Linked DNA regions of Homo sapiens: region 2 is linked to region 1. Evidence: chromatin loops called from intact Hi-C (ENCODE). Cell type or tissue: MCF 10A. All regions are shown on one strand. Each heading gives the region's core, and the rest is flanking DNA. Links, peaks and the distances in the headings are about the cores only. Region 1 overlaps PIP5K1A (phosphatidylinositol-4-phosphate 5-kinase type 1 alpha). Region 2 overlaps RFX5 (regulatory factor X5).

Region 1 (9,815 bases), core at 7,291-9,790:
ACACTTGTAATCCCAGCACTTTGGGAGGCTGAGGCAGGTGGATGCCAAAGTCAGGAGTTCGAGACCAGCCTGACCAACATGGTGAAACCCCGTCTCTACTAAAAATACAAAAATTAGCTGGGCGTGGTGGTGTGCGCCTGTAATCCCAGATACTCAGGAGGCTGAGGCAGGGGAATCGCTTGAAAGCGGGAAGTGGAGCTTGCAGTGACCCAAGATTGCACCACTGCACTCCAGCCTAGGCGACAGAGTGAGACTCCATCTCCAAAAAAAAAAAAAAAAGAAAAGAAAACCAAGCCACATTTCAGAGAAAAGCTAAATTTTGTTTCTTAGCTGGTGTAAATTTTTCCTAACGCTCTTCTAGGAAACAGTCAGAAGTGCAAGGATGTCCCTAGAAACAAAAGCTTGAAAGCAATTTGATCTACCAGTCCTGGGGTCACCTCAGCTAATAGCCAATTAAAAGCAGTATATCAAAGAATGAGCCAGCTGGGCCCGGTGGCTCACACCTGTAATCCCAGCACTTTGGGAGGCCAAGGCAGGTGGATCAGCTGAAGTTAGGAGTTCGAGAACAGCCTGACCCAACATGGAGAAACCCCATTTCTACTAAAAATACAAAAATTAGCCAGGCGTGGTGGCATGTGCCTGTAATCCCAGCTACTAGGGAAGCAGGGGAATCACTTGAACTCAGGAGGAGGAGGATGCAGTGAGCCAAGATCGCACCACTGCACTCCAGACTGGGCAGCAAGAGCGAAACTCTGTCTCAAAAAAAAAAAAAAGAAGGAGCAACATATTTATTAAGATTAATCTTGATGGCCAGGTGTGGTGCCTCATGCCCGTAATCATCCCAGCACTTTGGGAGGCCGATGCAGGCAGATCACGAGGTCAGGAGTTCAAGACCAGCCTGGCCAGCATGGTGAAACCCTGACTCTGCTAAAAATACAAAAATTAGCCAGGCGTGGTGGCGTGCGCCTGTAATCCCAGCTACTTGGGAGGCTGAGGAAGCAGAATCACTTGAACCTGGAAGACAGAGGTCACAGTGAGCCGAGATCACGCCACTGCACTCCAGCCTGAGGGACAGAGCGAGACTCCATCTCAAAAAAAAAAAAAAAGATTAATCTTGGTAACATACAGCCTTTATGCAACATCTTTACCTCAGTTTCCTAATTTGGAAAATGAGGGAGTTAAATTAAAATAACTCTACATTTCCCTCTAGTCAACTTTTGCTTCTAATCCTACAAACAAGTTTCATGGTTCTCAGACCTCAAATATGTATCCCTTGGCACAAAAACGTTCTTTGAAATTAAGAAAAAAATCCAAGTCCTTCCTTAAAAGACTTGGGTTTCCTGAATAAGCTACCCATGGCCAAGAGGCACTTGAAATTTTTGGCAGATAGCCACCTTCCAATTTTATTTCCAAATCTGGTTCTATCTTGAAACAGCAATGAATTCTGCTGGATTAAAATGAACATATTTCAGACCAGGCGCGGTGGCTCACGCCTGTAATCCCAGCACTTTGGGAGGCCAAGGCGGGCAGATCACTTGAGGTCAGGAGTTCAAGATCAGCCTGGCCAACATGGTGAAACCTCATCTCTACTAAAAATACAAAAATTAGCTAGGCATGTTGGTGTGTACCTGTAATCCCAGCTACTAGGGAGGCTAAGACAGGAGAATCGCTTGAACCCAGCAGGCGAAGGTTGCAGTGAGGGTCGCCTGAGGTCAGAAGTTCGAGACCAGCCTGGCGAACATGGCGAAACCCCGTCTCTACTAAAAATACAAAAATAGCCGGGAAGGTGGCTCACGCCTATAATCCCAGCACTTTGGGAGGCTGAGGTGGGCAGATCACCTGAGGTCAGGGGTTAGAGACCAGCCTGGCCAGCATGGTGAAACCCTGTCTCTACTGAAAGTACAAAAATTAGCCGGATGTGGTGGCACGTGCCTGTAGTCCCAGCTTCTTGGGAGGCTGAGGCTGGTGAATCGCTTCAACCCGGGAGGTGGAGGTTGCAGAGAGCTGAGATCCCACCACTGCACTCCAGCCTGGGCAAAAGAGTGAAACTCCGCCTCAAAAAACAAAACAAAACAAAACAAAAAAAGTATTAATATACTCTAATTAAATATCCTAAAAACAAACAAACAAGAACAAAAAACCCTCTTCTCATTCCCTCTCGCCAACTTCCTTTGCTCACCTCCCCTTTGCCCACCCCCAACCAATATCTCTAATCTTTTTGGACAGCTTATTCTGGATTACTTCCATATTGCTCAGTTAAGTATACAAGGTAAATAATAAGAATATGCTGAACTCCCTACAACAGACCTACCTTCCTCTCTTTTTGCCAATGTCTTCCTCAGATTCCAACAAGAGAGATTTTCCAGGAATTAGATATTTGTAAATTAATACATACTGAATACAACCATTACAAATAAACAGACTGAAATTTCACAGGAGAATAAAGAAAAATGGAGACAGTTTAAAAAGATGGAGGGGTTGAGGGAAAAAAGTTCACTTCAAATAGAAAACAGTAAAAGAATAAAAGCTTGTAGGAGATATGAACAAAACAGGATAAACATATGTCGAAATTAAATTCTCTGTTTAGATGGGAAAGGGCAGAGAAGTGAGGTGCAATAGGGGAAACGGGCTTCTTAGGGTTTCCTCTAGGAAACACCATCGGTGTTTCATTCAGTCTCTCTGGGCTGGGTATGGAGCACAGAAAAACAAAGATTCCCTCTCTACCTGGCCATCAGGAAAGAGTATATTCTTGAAGTACACTTTTGTCCTTGATCAAGGAAACCCAGTAAAAAGAAGAAAGAAAAATAAACTGATAAGTTTTCTTGTTCCCTTTTCTTTTTTTTGAGACGGAGTCTTGCTCTGTTGCCCTGGCTGGAGTGCAGTAGTGCACTCTAAGCTCACTGCAACCTCCGCCTCCTGGGTTCAAGTGATTCTCTTGACTCAGCCTCCCTAGCAGCTGGGATTACACGAGCACGCCACCACGTCTGACTAATTTTTGTATTTTTTGTAGAGACAGGGTTTCGCCAGGCTGGTCTGGAACTCCTGACCTCAGGTGATCCACCTGCCTTGGCCTCCCAAAGTGCTGGCATTACAGGCGTGAGTCACCATGCCCGGCTCTTGTTCCCTTCTTTACGTCAAGTAAGAATGCTCCAAAATTCTAGGAGAGAGGCCGGGCAGTAGCTCACGCCTGTAATCTCAGAACTTTGGGAAGCCAAGGCAGGAGGATCGCTTGAGGCCAGGAGTTCAAGGCCAGCCTGGCCAACATGGGGAAACCCCGCCTCTACTAAAAATACAAAAATTATCTGGGCGTGGTGGCGCACGCCTGTGATCCTAGTGACCTAGGAGGCTGAGGCAGGAGAATCGCTTGAACCTGGGAGGCAAGGGCTGCAGTGAGCCAAGATCGCACCACTGCACTACACTGGTCTGTAGCCTGGGCGACAGAGCAAGACTCTGTCTCAAAAAAATAATAAATAACATTCTAGGAGAGAACAATTTAAAGGATAAAATTACCACCTTCCCTCTCCCCAGTTTGCTAGCTGGCCTGGTATTATCTCTGTTGTTCACTTCACAGGCTATAGTTTCCACTTTATTATCCAAGAAAAACAGGCTAATAAAATATTTAATAGCTATTAGGTAGCACATATTTGAGCAAAGGTATTAATCAGAAGAGTTTTAAATTAACCTAAAAAAGCCCACAGACATTAATAAGCAAAACGTACTATTTTGATATTCAACGCTAACGTGTAAGTACACATTATCAATTAATATCAGAAACTGGATACCTATTAGACTAGTTAATTATAACTGACAATGGGCTTGAGTGTCATGGCAGAAATAAATCGATCAGAAGCAATGACATTCTGATGTCAGTTTTCTGGCAGAATATACCAAGGTGACAAAAGGAAAAAGGGGTGGGTGGAAAGTGTCAAAATCCCTATGGAGAGTAAACAGAAAAATATCTCCCTATTTATAAAATATCAACCAAAATGGCACCTGGTGATATTCTGACATTGTATTCTATGTTTGCATTTCTAAATTTCAGTTTATCATTCAACATGATCTAAACTGCTTTACTTTTCACTAAGAGGAAGAACTAGGAAAGAAATCAGCCTACAAATGGCTTACACTGTACACAACAGAACACAGATCAAAAAAACATCCACAGGCCGGGCGTGGCGGCTCACGCCTGTAATACCAGCACTTTGGGAGGCTGAAGTGGGCAGATCACCTGAGATCAGGAGTTTGAGACTAGCCTGGCCAACATGGCGAAACCCCGTCTCTACTAAAAATACAAAAATTAGCCGGGCGTGTTGGCGGGTGCCTGTAATCCCACCTACTCAGGAGGCAGAGGCAGGAGAATCACTCAAACCCCAGAGGCAGAGGTTACAGTGAGCCGAGATCGCGCCATTGCACTCCAACCAGGGCAACAAGAGCGAAACTCCATCTCAAAAAAATATATATATATATCAACAATAATCCCTACTACTGGAGTTAACAGATTACTGCAGGTTACAGGTAGGGCTCTGCTGGGAAGAACAAAGCAATCAGAATCACAGACTGATGAAGCTGTCCCTACTATAAAAGTCCCAAGCAAAAATGCTCCAATACTGTATCCTCTGGATCTCCCTGAGCCGTTAAGGGGGAGAAAAAGTCAGGTAAGCAGCTGTAAAGTTATGTCTAAATCATTTGTGCACATGATAAAATCATATAGGTGAGCGATGACCATTTTAAAAATGTTCTAGTCTGAAGCAAAAGGAACTACACAGCTCATGATTATCTAGGGTTTAAGTGCTTTTCTTTTTTCTTTTTTTTTTTTTTGAGACAGAGTCTCACTCTGTCTCCAGGATGGAGTACAGTGGCGTGATCTCAGCTCACTGCAACCCGCGCCTCCTGGGTTCCAGCAATTCTCCTGCCTCAGCCTTCCGAGTAGCTGGGACTACAGGAGTGTGCCACCATGACTAGCTAATTTTTGTATTTTTAGTAGAGACGGGGTTTCACCACGTTGGTTAGGATGGTCTCCATCTCTTGAGCTTGTGATCCGCCCACCTCGGCCTCCCAAAGTGCTGGGATTACAGGCGTGAGCTACTGCTCCTGGCCTTTTTTTTTTTTTTGAGATGGAGTTTCACTCTTGTCCCCCAGGCTGGAATGCAATGGTGTGATCTTGACTCATTGCAACCTCTGTCCCCCGGGTTCAAGCAATTCTCCTGCCTCAGCCTCCTGAGTAGCTGGGATTACAGGTGCCTGCCACCACACCCGGCTAATTTTTGTATTTTTAGCAGAGACAGGGTTTCACCATGTTGGCCAGGCTGGTCTCAAACTCCTGACCTCAGGTGATCCGCCTGCCTTGGCCTCCCAAAGTGCTGAGAATATAGGTGTGAGCCATTGTACCCAGCCTCAAGTGCTTTTCCTTGAGGAAGTCACACATGATTTTACTCCACAACTCTTATTTCATAGGAGCAGTGTACACCTTAGTATCCTATCCCTTCTAACCCAACCACTAACTTCAAATCAAGCCTCCAAGACAGAAATTCTTTACTCTCCTCATGGTGGTAAAAAGGGCATAAAGTAAGGCCAGCGGCGGCGGCTAAAGCCTGTATGTACCTCAGCACTTTGCAAGGCTGAGGCGAGAGGATCACCTGAGGTCAGGAGTTTGAGACCAGCCTGACTAACATGGTGAAATCTGATCTCTACTAAAATACAAAAATTAGCCAGACGTGGCAGGTGCCTGTAATCTCAGTTACTTGGGAAGCTGAAGCAGGAGAATCGCTTGAACTCTAGAGGCTGAGGCTGCAGTGAGCCAAGATTGCTCCACCGCACTCCAGCCTGGGCGACAGAGAGAGACTCCCTCTCAAAAAAAAAAAAAGACTTTACTGGCAGGGCATGGTGGCTCACGCCTGTAATCCCAGCACTATGGGAGCCCGAGATGGGTGGATCACCTGAGGTCAGGAGTTTGAGACCAGCCTGGCCAACATGGTGAAACCCTGTCTCTACTAAAATACAAAAATTAGTCAGATGTGGTGGCAGGTGCCTGTAATCTGTTACTTGGGAGGCTGAGCAGGCAACTCGCTTGAACCCGGGAGGCTGAGGCTGCAATGAGCCAAGATCACCCCACTGCACTCCAGCCTGGGTGACAAGAGCAAGAGTCCACCTAAAAAAAGAGAAAAAAGATTTTATTTGCGATTGGAAGAGAGTGTTTCTTTGTCTGCATGGTACCAGAGGAATTAGGAAGTTGGCAGGAACAAGTGATGGTTTATGATTTCCTGAATTGTTAAAGGCTAGAAGGCTGGCCCTGTAGAAATTCAAGAAGTGTGCGTGTCAACCACCCTAAAACCATTTACTGTTCTTAGCTGTTTAGCTGAACTCCACTTAAGTTTTGGTGAAACTCTGAAATCCTAAAGGACAATGTTCTCTGACAATGCTGAAAATGGATATAAAACAAAAATGTCATAGCCAAGGACATATTGACAGTTTTTGATAAGCCACTCACAACTTCTAGGCACTCCCAATCTTCTGGCATTTAAATTGGGAAGGAGAGGTTATTTAGGAGAGTTTGTTCCCTGCCAATATTAAAGATAGTTTCACCATTAAGCTGTCAGCTTTTACACTGTTGACAAGTGAAATACACAGAGTAAAGCAAACCATAAGCTCTAAGAGATGTTTAACTACTTTTGCTATTGGAGCAATTACCATGTTTGGATTTGGTGGAGGCCATTATAATCTTTCCATAGTCCATCAAGAGCTTGAAATTTAGCCACTTTTTGCCCCCTTTTTTTTGTTTTGAGACAGAGTCTTGCTCTGTCACCCAGACTGGAGTGCAGTGGTGTGATCTCGGCTCACTGCAACCTCTGCCTCCCGGGTTCAAGCAATTCTCCTGACTCAGCCTCCTAAGTAGCTGGGATTACAGGCCTGCGCCAACATGCCTGGCTAATTTTTTTGTATTTTTTAGTAGAGATGGGGTTTCACCATGTTGGCCAGGCTGGTCTCGAACTCCTGACCTTGCGATATGCCTGTAATCCCAGCATTTTTGGAGGCCGAAGTGGGCGGATTACTTGAGGTCAGGAGTTCAAGACTAGTCTGGCTGACATGATGAAACCCCATCACTACTAAAAACACAAAAAAATAAAATAGCCAGGCATGATGGCACATGCCTGTATTCCCAGCTACTTGGGAGACTGAGTCAGGAGACTCATTCGAAGCTGGGAGGCAGAGGTTGCAGTAAGCCAAGATGGCACCACTGCACTCCAGCCTGGGTGACAGAATGATACTCTGTCTCAAAAAAAAAACCACAAAAACATTTATACAATCTGTATTATTAACTGTTAGTGAGAGGATCTGACAGAAAACATAAAGACCTACAAAAATACCAAAGAGTACAAAGCAAACACCTGACTTAATAGTTGAGAAGTTTGTTTATGGACCATACACAACCCTTCTTCTTTCTGGGTTGGGGATTAGAGGGGAAGCAGGTTTCAAATTAAGGAGCTACTCTATTAAAAATAAAAACCCAGGTGGGGCACGGTGGCTCACGCCTATAATCCCAGCACTTTGGGAAGCCAAGGCGGGCGGATCACAGGGTCAGGAGATCGAGACCATCCTGGCTAACACGGTGAAACCCCGTCTCTACTAAAAATACAAAAAACAAAATTAGCCAGGCGTGGTGGTGGGCGCCTGTAGTCCCAGCTACTCGGGAGGCTGAGGCAAAAGAATGGCGTGAACCCGGGAGGCAGAGCTTGCAGTGAGCCGAGATGGCCCCACTGCACTCCAGCCTGGGCGACAGAGCGAGACTCCGTCTCAAAAATAAATAAATAAATAAATAAATAAATAAATACCCTGTCACTTTTACTTTATCCTATTTCATGCTTATAATGCAGCATGAGTTGTTCTGGTCCCCTAATACTTTTATAGGAAAGGTAAAAAATCCCCTCTCAACAAACTAAAAATAGAGATTTATTAAAAATAAATAAAACTGCAGCTTATTAAGAAGATATGTGTGACTAGATATTTCAGCATCTGAGCTGGAATGTGAAAGGTGGAAGGAACCCTATTCAGCAAATTCTAAACAGCAAAAACGCAACACCAGGCCTGAGGAAATACCAAAATCTCAAGCAAAGCATCCAACATCTGGCAGCGTCTATTCCAGTGTAGAAGCAGCAGTTACTGTGAAACACCAGACACTTCTGATGGAAGCGCTCAGTTTCTGACTCACCTCCCGCCCCCCCACCCGACACACATACACACACTTTCTCCCCTACACACAATCTACTGCTTTTCTTGTGAGCCTCCTCAGCCCTCCCTCAATCTTCATTCGTTTTTAACTATTAATACGCTGAGCTCTCTACATTAACCTGGCTCCATTCTCCAAATTCCAATCTCCTGATACAGCGTAAGCATTCTTCCAGTCCATTTTTCTATTATGCAATACTCCCCCACAACACTTACAGTCACCCCCCCACCCATCTTTCTTCTTCTCAGGCCTAATTTCCAAAACATCACTTCTCGCAGTCTCTACTGCAATTCAAGACTCCATTCCATCTTTCCCATCTGTTTTTAAGGTCTTTGACCTTAATTTCCTACATTCCTTAGACTCTCTTCAAAATTTCCATTCCTTCCCAAAGTTGGGCAGTTTAGAGTTGGGAATCACCAAAGGAATTAGTCTGAGAAAGTATGTATGTGTGTCTGTGTGCCTGTGCGGCCCTAAGGGTGGGGGTGCGAAGTGAGAAGGGGTGACACATTAGGGGGGAGTATCTGAGGGAAAAGATGGCTTCAACAACTCCCGCCCACCCAACAAAATTCACGATTCCCTACCTCTCCAGAAATCGAAAGCGTCCAATAACTTTTCGATATCTTTTAAGTCCCATGGCTTCTCTTCAACATTTTCATCCAATTAGCCCACAATCAACTTAGATTCCACCTGCCTCTCACACTAAGTAGTTCTCTCTACTTCTTAGGCCTCCATTTACTTTCTTAGTTTCTCTACTCCCTTCCGTTTCTCTTGTTTCCTACCGCAACTTCTTTTTTTTTTTTTTTGAGACAGGGTCTCACTCTCTCGCCCAGACTGGAGAGCAGTGGCCCAATCTCGGCTCACCGCAAGCTCTGCCTCCCAGGCTCAAGGGATTATCCTGCCTCAGCCTCCCAAGTAGCTGGGATTACAGATGCACGCCACTACTGTCCGGATAATTTTTGTATTTTTAGTAGGGACGAGATTTCTCTATGTTGGCCAGGCTCGTCTCGAACTTCTGACCTCAAATGATCCGCCCGCCAAGGCCTCCCAAAGTGCTGAGATTACAGGCGTGAGCCACCGCGCCGGGCCACCCTACCCCCACCTTCAATCTCCATCCGTCCTCCTCAAAGACAACCAAAGTTTTCGACAACTTCTTAATCAAACTTATCCTTTCCTCAAACTCCTGCCCGCTCATAAATCCCTATTTGAAAGCCCAGCTCGCGCCCACTTACCGGTAACACGTAGGACATTCCCAGCTACAGGTACCCTCTTAGGTCTCGCTCTTCCTCCCATCGCATATTCCTCACCAGCTCCCTACCCACGCCCTGCCGGGCTTACCTGAGGACAAGGTACAGGAAGGGACCGCGGGATCAAAGGATGAAAAACCGACCGAAGACGACGGCCCGGAGGAGGCCGACGCCATCTTAGCAGCCCCCTCCCCCTCAGCGGCCTGGCTCTCTTTCAATCCGGTTCTTCCTCTTCTCGGAATCGAATCTTCCCAACGTCTCTTTACAGAACCCGCGTTCTGTGGGCCACCTCCCCGCCCCCTCCGGGGCCTCCCTCAGACACGTCGAGCCGGCTCCTGGACCAGCTC
Region 2 (10,894 bases), core at 7-2,506, 140 kb before region 1:
TGTAACCAATAAATCTGTAGTGACCTTACCTGTATTCCCTGTGCTATCCTGTGGGAAGGTAGGAATGGGCTAAGTATGATGAATATATAGGTTAGGGATCTTTTGGTTTTAAATCACAGAAAACCTAATTCAAACTGGCTTAAAATAAAAAGGATTTATTGGTTCATGTAACTAGAAAGTCCATAGGTAGTGCTGGCTCCAGGTGAAGACTTGACCCAGTAGTTCAGTATGTCTCTAAATACCGGACTGACTTTTTTCTCACTGTTGCATCTTCTGTAGGACCATTTAAGTCTGGGCCACTTAATGGCTGCCAGCATTCCTAAGATTACACTTTTCCCCATTTATGTCCAATCAGAAAAAGAAGGCATCTTTGTACCAGAAATCTCAGCAAAAGCCCTAATATTCACACTGATTAGGCCTGGGTCACATGTCCACCCTGACCAATCACTGTGGCCAGGAGGATGATACATGCTAATTTGCTTATTCTATATCATGGACAACACCTTTGGGGAAAAGGGTGGGGGTCAGCCTCCCCAAAATCACATGGATTCCCCAAGTGGAAACTAGGAGCAGGGAGTTGCTTGGGTGGCCGCTAACACCAGGCTACTCTTATTTTAGCTTGCTAAGTTGAGATCAGCTAGACCTGCTTTCTTTTCTCCTCAGTCTTGCATTTCCCTCAATACAAGCTGTAGCCTCTTTCCTCGTTTCTAGTCTCAGAAGGAAGGAGAGGGAAGCCATTCTCCTCTAGGGACTCTTCAGTCTCATTTAGATGATAGTCCCTTTTTTTCTACCTCCATATTAGAGATGGAGCTCCTTCCTTTTCCTGTTTCTTAATTTTTGTCTTCTCATTCCTGCTTCCCTCTCACCCTATTGCCAGTTCCACCAACTAGAGTGAAAGACTTCCTAGCCATTTCATTAAATCTATTCTGTATCCACCAGGTGGCAGCATCTTGTCATACGTGTCAGGACTTAGGACTGCGGGGTTTAGGTTAGATGTCACGGAAAAAGCTAGTTCTGTGGTCAGGCGGCACCAATGAGAAAGGAATGCAGACCCTCCAGATGTATCCTTGGGAAAAGCAGTAAACCAACTAATATTTATTGAAGACCTACTTTGTCCTCTACATAGGGTAGCTTCTGTCAGGGAATCTTGGTTCTTCCCAAGAAACACTGATTTTCTTTCAGGGAGACTTCATGTGTTCATTTATTTCCACCACAGCAGATTTTAAGAAATTATAATATGTAATATTTGATATCTATAAAGAGTATATCTAACGTGAATAAATTATGAAGCATACTAATGAGTACCTATGACCCATAACACATATACATTAAAACATTTTAAATACCATTGTGTTTGTGTTCCTCCCTAGCCTGTCCCCCGCCTCTTCTTAGCGGTAACCACTGTCCTTAATTTTCGTGTCTATTATCTGCTATAGATATTTTTTAACCATATATGTATATATAATTTTAAAAATGTGTTTAATTTTGCTTGTTTTTTAGCTTTACAGAAAATGTTATACTTTTTTTTTTTTTTTTTGAGACACAGTCTCACTCTATTGTGAAGGCTGTAGTGCAGTGGTGTGATCTCAGCTCACTGCAACCTCCACTTCCTGGGCTCAAGCAATCCTCCCACCTCACCCTCCCTAGTAGCTGGGACTACAGGTGCCTGCCACCATGCCTGAAGTTTTGTATTTTTAGTAGAGATGGGGTTTCACCATGTTGCCCAGGCTGGTCTTGAACTCCTGGGCTCAAGCCATCTGCCCACCTTGGGCTCCCAAAGCGCTGGGATTACAGGCATGAGCCACCTGTGCCCAGCTATGTTATACTCTAATAGTCCCCTGCAGTTTGCTTTTTCTCACTTACCATTGTTTCTAAGATTCATCCATGCTGTTGTAGATAGCTATGATTCATTCATTTTCATCTGCATAATATTTTATCAAGTTCATAAACCACAAGTTATTTATCCATTCACCTATCAATGGATCTTTGGATATTTTCAGTATTTTGCTATTTCAAACTGCTGCTATGAACATTCTTGTACATGTTAGTGCCTTTGTTTTCAGTAAGATTTCTAAAGAGGCTTCTACCATGGTCCTTTGGTTTATATAACCTCTAAGTTGGGAACTGTTCCCTCTTGTCTTATTCTCTGGAAGAGTTTATATCAGATTGAAACAAACTGTTCCTTGAAAGTTTGGTAAAACTCACCTGTAAAGCTATCTGAGATTGATGTTTCTTTGTGGGAATAATTTTAACTATTGATTCCATTTCTTTAATAATTATAGACTGGGCTTTCTATTCTTCTTGAGTCAGCTTAGGTAAAGTATTATTCTAGGGTTTTGTGCATTTCATGTATTTTTTTTAACACAAAATGCATATATTTCTTCTAGTTTCTTTTTTTTTTTTTTTCTTTGAGACAGAGTCTCGCTCTGTCTCCCAGGCTGGAGTGCAGTGGCGTGATCTCGGCTCACTGCAAGCTCTGCCTCCTGGGTTTTACGCCATTCTCCTGCCTCAGCCTCCCGAGTAGCTGGGACTACAGGCATGCACCACGTACACCTGGCTAATTTTTTTTTGTATTTTTAGTAGAGATGGGGTTTCACCGTGTCAGCCAGGATGGTCTCGAACTCCTGACCTTGTGATCCGCCCGCCTCAGCCTTCCAAAGTGCTGGGATTACAGGCGTGAGCCACCGTGCCCGGCTCTTCTTTTTTTTTTTTTTTTTTTTTTGAGACAGAGTCCCGCTCTGTCGCCCAGGCTGGAGGGCAGTGGCGCAGTCTTGGCTCACTGTAACCTCTGCCTTCCGGGTTCAAGCGATTCTCCTGCCTCAGCCTCCGGAGTAGCTGGGATTACAGGTGTGTGCTACCACGGCCAGCTAATTCTTGTATTTTCAGTAGAGAGGTGGTTTCACCATGTTGGTCAGGCTGGTCTCAAACTCCTGATCTCAAGTGATCAGCCTGCCTTTGCCTCTCAAAGTGCTTGGATTACAGGCGTGAGCCACTGCTCCTGGCCTTGTTTCTTTTTTATCTCTGCTCTGTGGATAGGCATATCTTCCTTTTCATTTCTGTTGTTTACTTGTGCCTCCTTTTTTGGTCTTGATCAGTTGCACCAGCAATTTATTTTACCTATATATCTTCAGATGCTACTTTGAGCTTTGTTGATCCTCTCCCTTATGTATTTGTTTTCCATTTCATTAATTATGGATCTTATCTATAGCTATCTTTTTTATGCTTTCTTTAGGTTTAATTTTATGTTCCTTTACAACATATTCATTTTGACACTTAGCCAATTAATTTTCAGGCTATCTTCTTCACTATTTTAAGTTTTTAATAACCTGTTTCTCTACATCCCACAAGTTTTTCTGTGCTGTATTTTTATTACTTAGTTCTAAAAATATTTAAATTACCTTTATGACTTTTTGACTCATGAACTATTTAGAAACATTTTATAAACTTCCAAATATCTGGAGATTTAAAATTGTATTTTTTTTTTGAGACAGAGTCTCACTCTGTCGCCTGGGCTGAAGTGCAGTGGCGTGATCTTGGCTCACTGCAAGCCTACCTCCCGGGTTCAGGCCATTCTCCTGCCTCAGCCTCCGGAGCAGCTGGGACTACAGGTGCCCGCCACCACACCCAGCTAATTTTTTGTGTTTTTTAGTAGAGACAGGGTTTCACCGTGTTAGCCAGGGTAGTCTCGATCTCCTGACCTTGTGATCCGCCCGCCTCAGCCTCCCAAAGTGCTGGGATTACAGGCATGAGCCACCGCACCTGGCCCAAATTGTATCTTTTTGATACTGATTTTTAGCTTAATCATTTGTGTTCAGAGAATGTAGTGTCTATGACACCAATTCTTTGAAATGTGTTGGGATTGTTATTTTATATTCTGTAACATCTTGGATGTCTAAATCCATTTTGTTGTTTTCTGCTGAGTCCTGTCCATGGTAGCTTGTTTACTTGTATACTTTATATTTTGGGTTTTTTTGTTTTTTGTTTTGAGATGGCGTCTTGCTCTGTCACCCATGTTGGAGCGCAGTGGTGCAGTCTCAGCCCACTGCAACCTCTGCCTCCTGGGTTCGAGAGATTCTCTTGCCTCAGCCTCCCAAGTAGCTGGGATTACAGGTGCATGTCACCACACCCGGCTAATATTTTGTATTTTTTAGTAGAGATGGAGTTTCACAATATTGGCCAGGCTGGTCTCGAACTTCTGGCCTCAAGCTATCCACCCGCCATGGCCTCCCAAAGTGTTGGGATTACAGGTGTGAGCCAGCGTGCCTTGCCTATTTTATATTTGGGGTTTTGAACTCATTTTTGTTAAATTTAATCTGTGGGAATTCCGAGGACCTAAATTAGGAATACTTCCCTCCAGAGAGGATTTGCATTTGCATAAACCTGGGACTATGTTAGCCCCTTCAAGAGTCCAGGTTTAATTCAGGAGTTGCAGGTTTTTCTTCTCTTCCCTTGGCCTAGGCCCAAGGCTTAGACTATGATCACAATGCTGACACTGGGATTTGTCCTCAGGGTAAACCTGCTTCTACTACTCCATGTTGCTCTTCCTTTATATAGGTTTCAACTTTCTTTTTTAAATTTGTATTTTGTTTTGTTTTGAGATGGAGTCTCGCTCTGTTGCCCAGGCTGGAGTGCAGTGGCGCAATCCCGGCTCACTGCAACCTCCATTTCCCAGGTTCATGCCATTCTCCTGCCTCAGCCTCCCGAGTAGCTTGGACTACAGGCACCCGCCACCACACCCGGCTAATTTTTTTTATTTTTAGTAGAGACGGGGTTTCACCGTGTTAGCCAGGATGGTCTCGATCTCCTGACCTCGTGATCCGCGTGCCTCAGCCTCCCAAAGTGCTGGAATTACAGGCGTGAGCCACCGTGCCCGGCCTGTACTTTTTTTTTTTTTTTAGTGATTTCTCTTTCTAATGAACTCAGCAATGTGCTAAAAAGTATGTTTGCTGTAATTTATCTAGGATCTAGTTGTATTTTAATGGGATAGCACTTTCTCTTATCCATGCTGCCAGAAGTAGGAATCCTTTACTGTGGTTTTGATATTTTCCCTCTTGTTTTTTAAATGTCAGGCATTTGTTAGAAGCTGGTTTACTCAGACCCCAACTTTAAACATTCTAGCTGGGGAGACAGACAAATAAATGATCACAGCATGGTGTGAGTTATATAAGTAGTGAGCACAGAGTGCTGTGGGAGCCCAGAGAGAGATCGTGTGTGTTAGGCAAGAATCAGAGATGACTTCCCTGTAGATGTGAGTAGGAGTTAGCTGCACAAGTCAAACTAATAAAGCAAGGACAAAACAACATAAGACATATCATAAAACAAAAAGACCTAAGTCGTGATACTTTACCGCATAAGAGCTGTAAATTCAGAGACATCAGTTTGGGCTGAGTAATTTGTGAAAGCTTCATGGAAAAGGCAAGTTTGAGTTAGGCCTTTAAGATAAGTAAGAGCTTGGATAGGCAAAAAAGAGGAGGACATTACAGGAAAAACGGGTGTGGGGATGTGGCATGGCAGTACAACCCAGAGATCCGTCAGGCAGACGTGATGTGTATGAACAATAGTGAGAAATAAACTAGAAGAAGGCTGGGCGTGGTGGTTCATCCCTGTAATCCCAGTACTTTAGGAGGCCAAGGCAAGAGAATCACTTGAACCCAGGAGTTAAAGCAGCATAGTGAGACCCTGTCTCTACAAAAAAGCTTTTTTAAATTAGGCGTTGTGGTACGTGCCTATAGTCCCAGGTACTCAGGGGGCTGAGGTGGGAGGATCACTTGTGCCTGGGAGTTCAAGACTGCAGAGAGGCCGGGCGTGGTGGCTCATGCCTCTAATCCCAGCACTTTGGGAGGCCGAGGCAGGCAGATCACTTGAGGTCAGGAGTTCGAGAGCAGCCTGACCAACATGGTGAAACCTAAAAATATAAAAATTAGCCGTGTGTGGTGCCAGGCACCTGTAATCCCAGCTACTTAGGAGGCTGAAGGAGGAGAATAGCTTGAACCCAGGAGGCGGAGGTTGCATTGAGCCCAGATGGCACCACTGTACTCCAGCCTGGGCTACAGAGCGAGACTCCGTCTAAAAAAAAAAGAAAAATGCCGGGCACGGTTTCACGCCTGTAATCCCAGCACTTTGGGAGGCCAAGGCAGGCAGATCACCTGAGGTCAGGAGTTCAAGACCAGCCTGACCAACATGGTGAAACCCCATCTCTACTAAAAACACACAAAAAATTAGTCTGGCTTGGTGGGGGGGCACCTGTAATCACAGCTACTCAGGAGGCTGAGGCAGGAGAATCACTTGAATGGGGGAGGCGGAGGTTGCAGTAAGCTGAGATTGCACCATTGCACTCCAGCCTGGGCAAAAAGACTGCAGTGAGCCCAGATGGTGCCACTACACTACAGCCTAGGTGACACAGCAAGACCCTGTCTCAATAATTAAGTAAAATAAACTAAGAATAAACAACCATTATAGTTATCTGTTGGTTGAATAAATGAATGAATGAAAGGCATGAAGTTTGCATTAAAGGATGGAGAAACTGGAGTTAAAGGACTGAGCCAGGCAGTTGTTGCCATTATCCATGTGGAAGGAAATGAAGGACTGGACCAGGATGCAGACAGATGAGAGGTAACAGGCATATGGTAAAATAAACCACTGGTGATAGAATAGATAAGACTCATCCAAATAAATATTGCCCTCACCATGACTGAGATTGAGGATGAATCCATTCACTTTAGAATACCACAGCACTGAATGATTTTGAGATTTTAATGAGTGTTACGGGGTTTTAAAGTAACCTATTCCACCCTATTTTAAAATATATAACATGAAACAAGTTATTCCTCTGTAGTTTAAGCAATCTTCAGTTTTTTAGATGAAGGCCTAAACTAAGATTTGGGGGAGTACCACTTCCTTCCTACCATTCCTCACTCTTCTCCTTCTCCACAATTTCCCGTTCTCCACTCCCATTACCTTTTCCAGTTCTATTATTCATTTTAGTTTATCATAAATTTACTAAAATTTAAAATAAACTTTTGCTATAATAGCCGGGCACGGTGGCTCCCACCTGTAATTCCAGCACTTTGGGAGGCCAAAGTGGGCGGATCACTGGAGGTTAGGAGTTCAAGACCAGCCTGACCAACGTGGAGAAACCCCATCTCTACTAAAAATACAAAAAAAAAAATTAGCCAGGTGTGGTGGCGCATGCCTGTAATCTCAGCTACTCGGGAGGCTGAGGCAGGAGAATTGCTTGAACCTGGGAGGTGGAGGTTGCAGTGAGCTGAGATTGCGCCATTGCACTCCAGCCTGGGCAACAAGAGCAAAACTCCATCTCAAAAAAATAATAAAAATAAAAAATAACCTTTTGCTGTTAAACCAAGGCAAACTCTATATGTGTAGTCTATGGCCTCAAATAAATGAATCTATTGTTTATTTTTGTAGCTAATAATCAGCCTTCTTTAGAAATTAAAGCAAATGCTACACATTCACACAGCATAATAAATGGGGGAATTAATGTCACTGTATATTTGTCTTAAGTGTTTTACTTCATGTTGTGGTTTCTCAGTAGTACTACTTCTTCATCCAAAAACACCCTGCTGATTCCATCCTATGTGAAAAATCTGTTCAGCGTTTTATACAGAGAGTTGGCTGAACACAGATACATATATCTCACAGTATATAGAAATGCTCAGGTTGGCCGGGCATGGTGGCTCACACCTGTAATCCCAGCACTCTGGGAGGCTGAGGCAAGCGGATTACCTGAGGTGAGGAGTTTAAGACCAGCCTGGCCAACGTGGTAAAACCTCGCCTCTATTAAAAATACAAAAAAAAAATTAGCCTGGCATGGTGGCGTGTGCCTGTAATCCCAGCTACTCAGGAGGCTGAGGCACGAGAATTGCTTCAACCTGGGAGGTGGAGGTTACAGTCAGCCGAGATTGCACCACTGCACTCCAGCCTGGGCAACAGAGGGAGAATCTGTCTCAAAAAAAAAATGCTCAGGCTGGGCACAGTGGAGCCAGGCCTGTAATTCCAGCTACTTGGGAGGCTGAGGTGGGAGGATTGCTTGAGCCTAAGAGCTCGAGAACAGCCTGGGCAACATTGCAAAACCCCATCTCTACAAAAAAATTAGCCAGGCATAGTGGCACGCACCTGTGGACCCAGCTACTTGGGAGGCTGAAGTAGGAGGACTGCTTGAGCCCAGGAGGTGGAGGCTGCAGTGAGCTGAGATGGCACCGCTGCACTCCAGCCTGGGTGACAGAGGAGCAAGACCCTGTCTCAAAATAAAAAAAGAAAAGAAATGTTCATAAAGCCAGGCAATGGGACATGCACCTGTAGTCCTAGCTACTTGGGAGGCTGAGGTGGGAGGACTGCCTGAGCCCAGGATTTCGAGGCTGAAGTGAACGATGATTGTGCCATTACACCCCAGCCTTAAGAGACAGAGCAAGACCTCATCTCTAAAAGTAAAAAAGTTCAGAGGGAGGCATTTGTTTACTGGAATAATCAGGCCAGACTCTGTGGCTCACACCTGTAATCCCAGCACTCTGGGAGGTGAGGCAGAGGATTGCTTGAGCCTAGGAGTTTAAGACCAGCCTCAGCAACATGGCGAGATCTCATCTCTACAAAAAAATACAAAAAATTAACTGGGCGTGGTGCTGTGCTCCTGTAATTCCAGCTACTCAGGAGGCTGAGGTGGAAGGATCACTTGAGCCTGGGAGATCGAGGCTGCAGTGAGCCGAGATGGCACCACTACACTCCAGCCTGGGTAGAGCGAGACCCTGTCTCAACAACAAACCCACAATGACTTAACTATTCTGAAGCTCAGTTTCCCTAAAATGGAATAAAATCTGTTTCATTTGCTTGTAATGAGGAATAAATGAGTTAATGTTTGTATTCATACACAGTAGGGGGCTCAAGCAATAACTGCTGGCTTCTTTTTCATTACCCTGAAAAAAAGCCTATGTATCTAAATATCTATATATTGTTCAGGAAAAAAATTCACTCTCTTATAAAAGTTTCTTTAACTCAAGGGTGTTTAAGATATAACTGGAGGCTAGGTGTGGTGGCTCACACCTGTAATCCCAGCACTTTGGGAGGCCGAGGCAGACAGATCTCTTGAGTCCAGGAGTTTGAGACCAGCCTGGCCAACATGGTGAAACCCTGTCTCTACTAAAAATACAAAAATTAGCTGGGAGTGGTGGCTCATGCCTGTAATCGCAGCTACTTGGGAGGCTTTGGCAGGAGAATTGCTTGAACCTGGGAAGCAGAGGTTGCAGTGAGCCAAGATTGCACCATTGCACTCCAGCCTGGGCAACAGAGTGAGACTCAGTCTTAAAAAAAAAAAGGAAAAAAGATATAACTGGAGTTGTATTTTACTGACTTTTGAATAAGCCAACTTCTTTCCCCAGTTTGTAAACAAGACAAACAAATGACATTATCTTACTCTGTTGGTAATTTCCTGCCCTCCCCACACCTCGATGTGCAAAACATATACGTACTTTCCTACCAAAGCTAGAGGCTTCGTGTGTACACAGGATAGCATAGGTTCCCATAGGGTCACCCATCATCCAAGTGCAAAACCATCTACATCTATAGTGGCTCCTTGGGATCTCACATAGAGGTGAGTGATTTTTTTTTTTTTAATCAAAAGAATTTTTTAAAAACAGATTCGGTGAAGTGAGAAATTTTAGAGCATATCACAAATGTTAAGCTTTTTTATTTTTTTTTTTTCTTTTTTGAGACAGAGTCTCACTCCGTCACCCAGGCTGGAGTGCAGTGATGCAATCTCAGCTCACTGCAACCTCTGCCTCCTGGTTTTAAATAATTCTCCCTGCCTCAGCCTCCTGAGTAGCTGGGATTACAGGCACCCACCACCAGGCCTGGCTGTTTTGTATTTTTTTTTTTTTTTTTTTTTTAGTAGAGACAGGGTTTCACCATGTTGGCCAAGCTGGTCTTGAACTCCTGACCTCAGGTGATCCACCCACTTCAGCCTCCCAACGTGCTGGGATTACAGGCGTGAGCCACCGTACGCAGCCGCAAATGTTATGCTTTTACATTTAATGTGGGGGGAGAGAATGGCATTCAGTTTTACAATTTGACAACTAAGGAGACTGAGGAGAAAAAAGACAAATCAGGGGGAGGAAAACATAACTTAGTCAAAATATTTATTTAAAAAATATTTTTGGCCGGGTGTGGTGGCTCATGCCTGTAATCCCAGCACTTTGGGAGGACGAGACGGGTGGATCACTTGAGGTCAGGAGTTTGAGACCAGCCTGGCCAACATGGTGAAACACTGTCTCTACGAAAATAACAAAAATTAGCTGGGTGTGGTGGTGGGTGCCTGTAATCCCAGCTACTTAGGAAGCTAAGGCAGGAGAATGGCTCCAACCCGGGAGGCGGAGGTTGCAGTGAGCTGAGATGGCACCACTGCACTCCAGCCTGGACAACAGAGTGAGACTCTGTCTCAATTAAAAAAAAAAAAAAGAAAAAGAAAAAAATATATATATAAAATATATATATATATATATATGAACTAAATCATTTTTGAAAAATAACTATATTTTCCGAAACAAGAAAAAAAATCAATGAGACAATTGGCATTGTTTTTAAAGGGGGAAATTTCTTTAATGTCAGACTGGGTTCTCATATCTGCTTCTGCATTCAATCTTTGTGTGTGTGTGTGTGTATGTGTGTGTGTGTGTGTGTCTCACTCTGTCACCCAGGCTGGAGTGCAGTGGCATGATTGCAGCTCACTGCAACCTCTACCTCCCAGGTTCAAGCAATTCTCCTGCCTAAGCCTTCCCACAGGTGCATACTACCACGTCTCGCTAATTTTTGTGATTTTGGTAGAGACACAGTGGCTCACACCTATAATCCCAGCGTTTTGGGAGGCCAAGGTGGGCAGATCACCTGA

The links. A loop is a pair of places that touch in the nucleus more often than their neighbours do. Peaks named below come from ENCODE experiments on the same cell type or tissue, not always from the same donor. Only the 100,000 strongest peaks of a DNase experiment are listed, where the experiment ranks them.
Region 2: a loop joins it to region 1, with 12 times the contacts of the local background. A loop is called at or near these places in 51 of 110 quality-filtered maps.

What each region holds. Positions count from the first base shown.
Region 1 is chr1:151,198,826-151,208,640 of GRCh38, reverse strand. It overlaps PIP5K1A (phosphatidylinositol-4-phosphate 5-kinase type 1 alpha), which reads right to left. Exons shown (of 16, transcript NM_001135638.2): 1 at 9,560-9,815. The coding sequence starts at 9,644. Among named protein-coding and RNA genes, the nearest start is that of PIP5K1A, 5.2 kb to the right of the region's middle. RefSeq lists enhancers at 9,612-9,691, 9,792-9,815. In MCF 10A, for the core only: no CTCF peak of the experiment used is centred there; a DNase peak (open chromatin) is centred at 8,330.
Region 2 is chr1:151,331,094-151,341,987 of GRCh38, reverse strand. RFX5 (regulatory factor X5) reads left to right here. Exons shown (of 11, transcript NM_001025603.2): 11 at 1-1,348. Among named protein-coding and RNA genes, the nearest start is that of PI4KB, 9.1 kb to the right of the region's middle. In MCF 10A, for the core only: a CTCF peak has its summit at 946 (motif pointing right); a DNase peak (open chromatin) is centred at 937.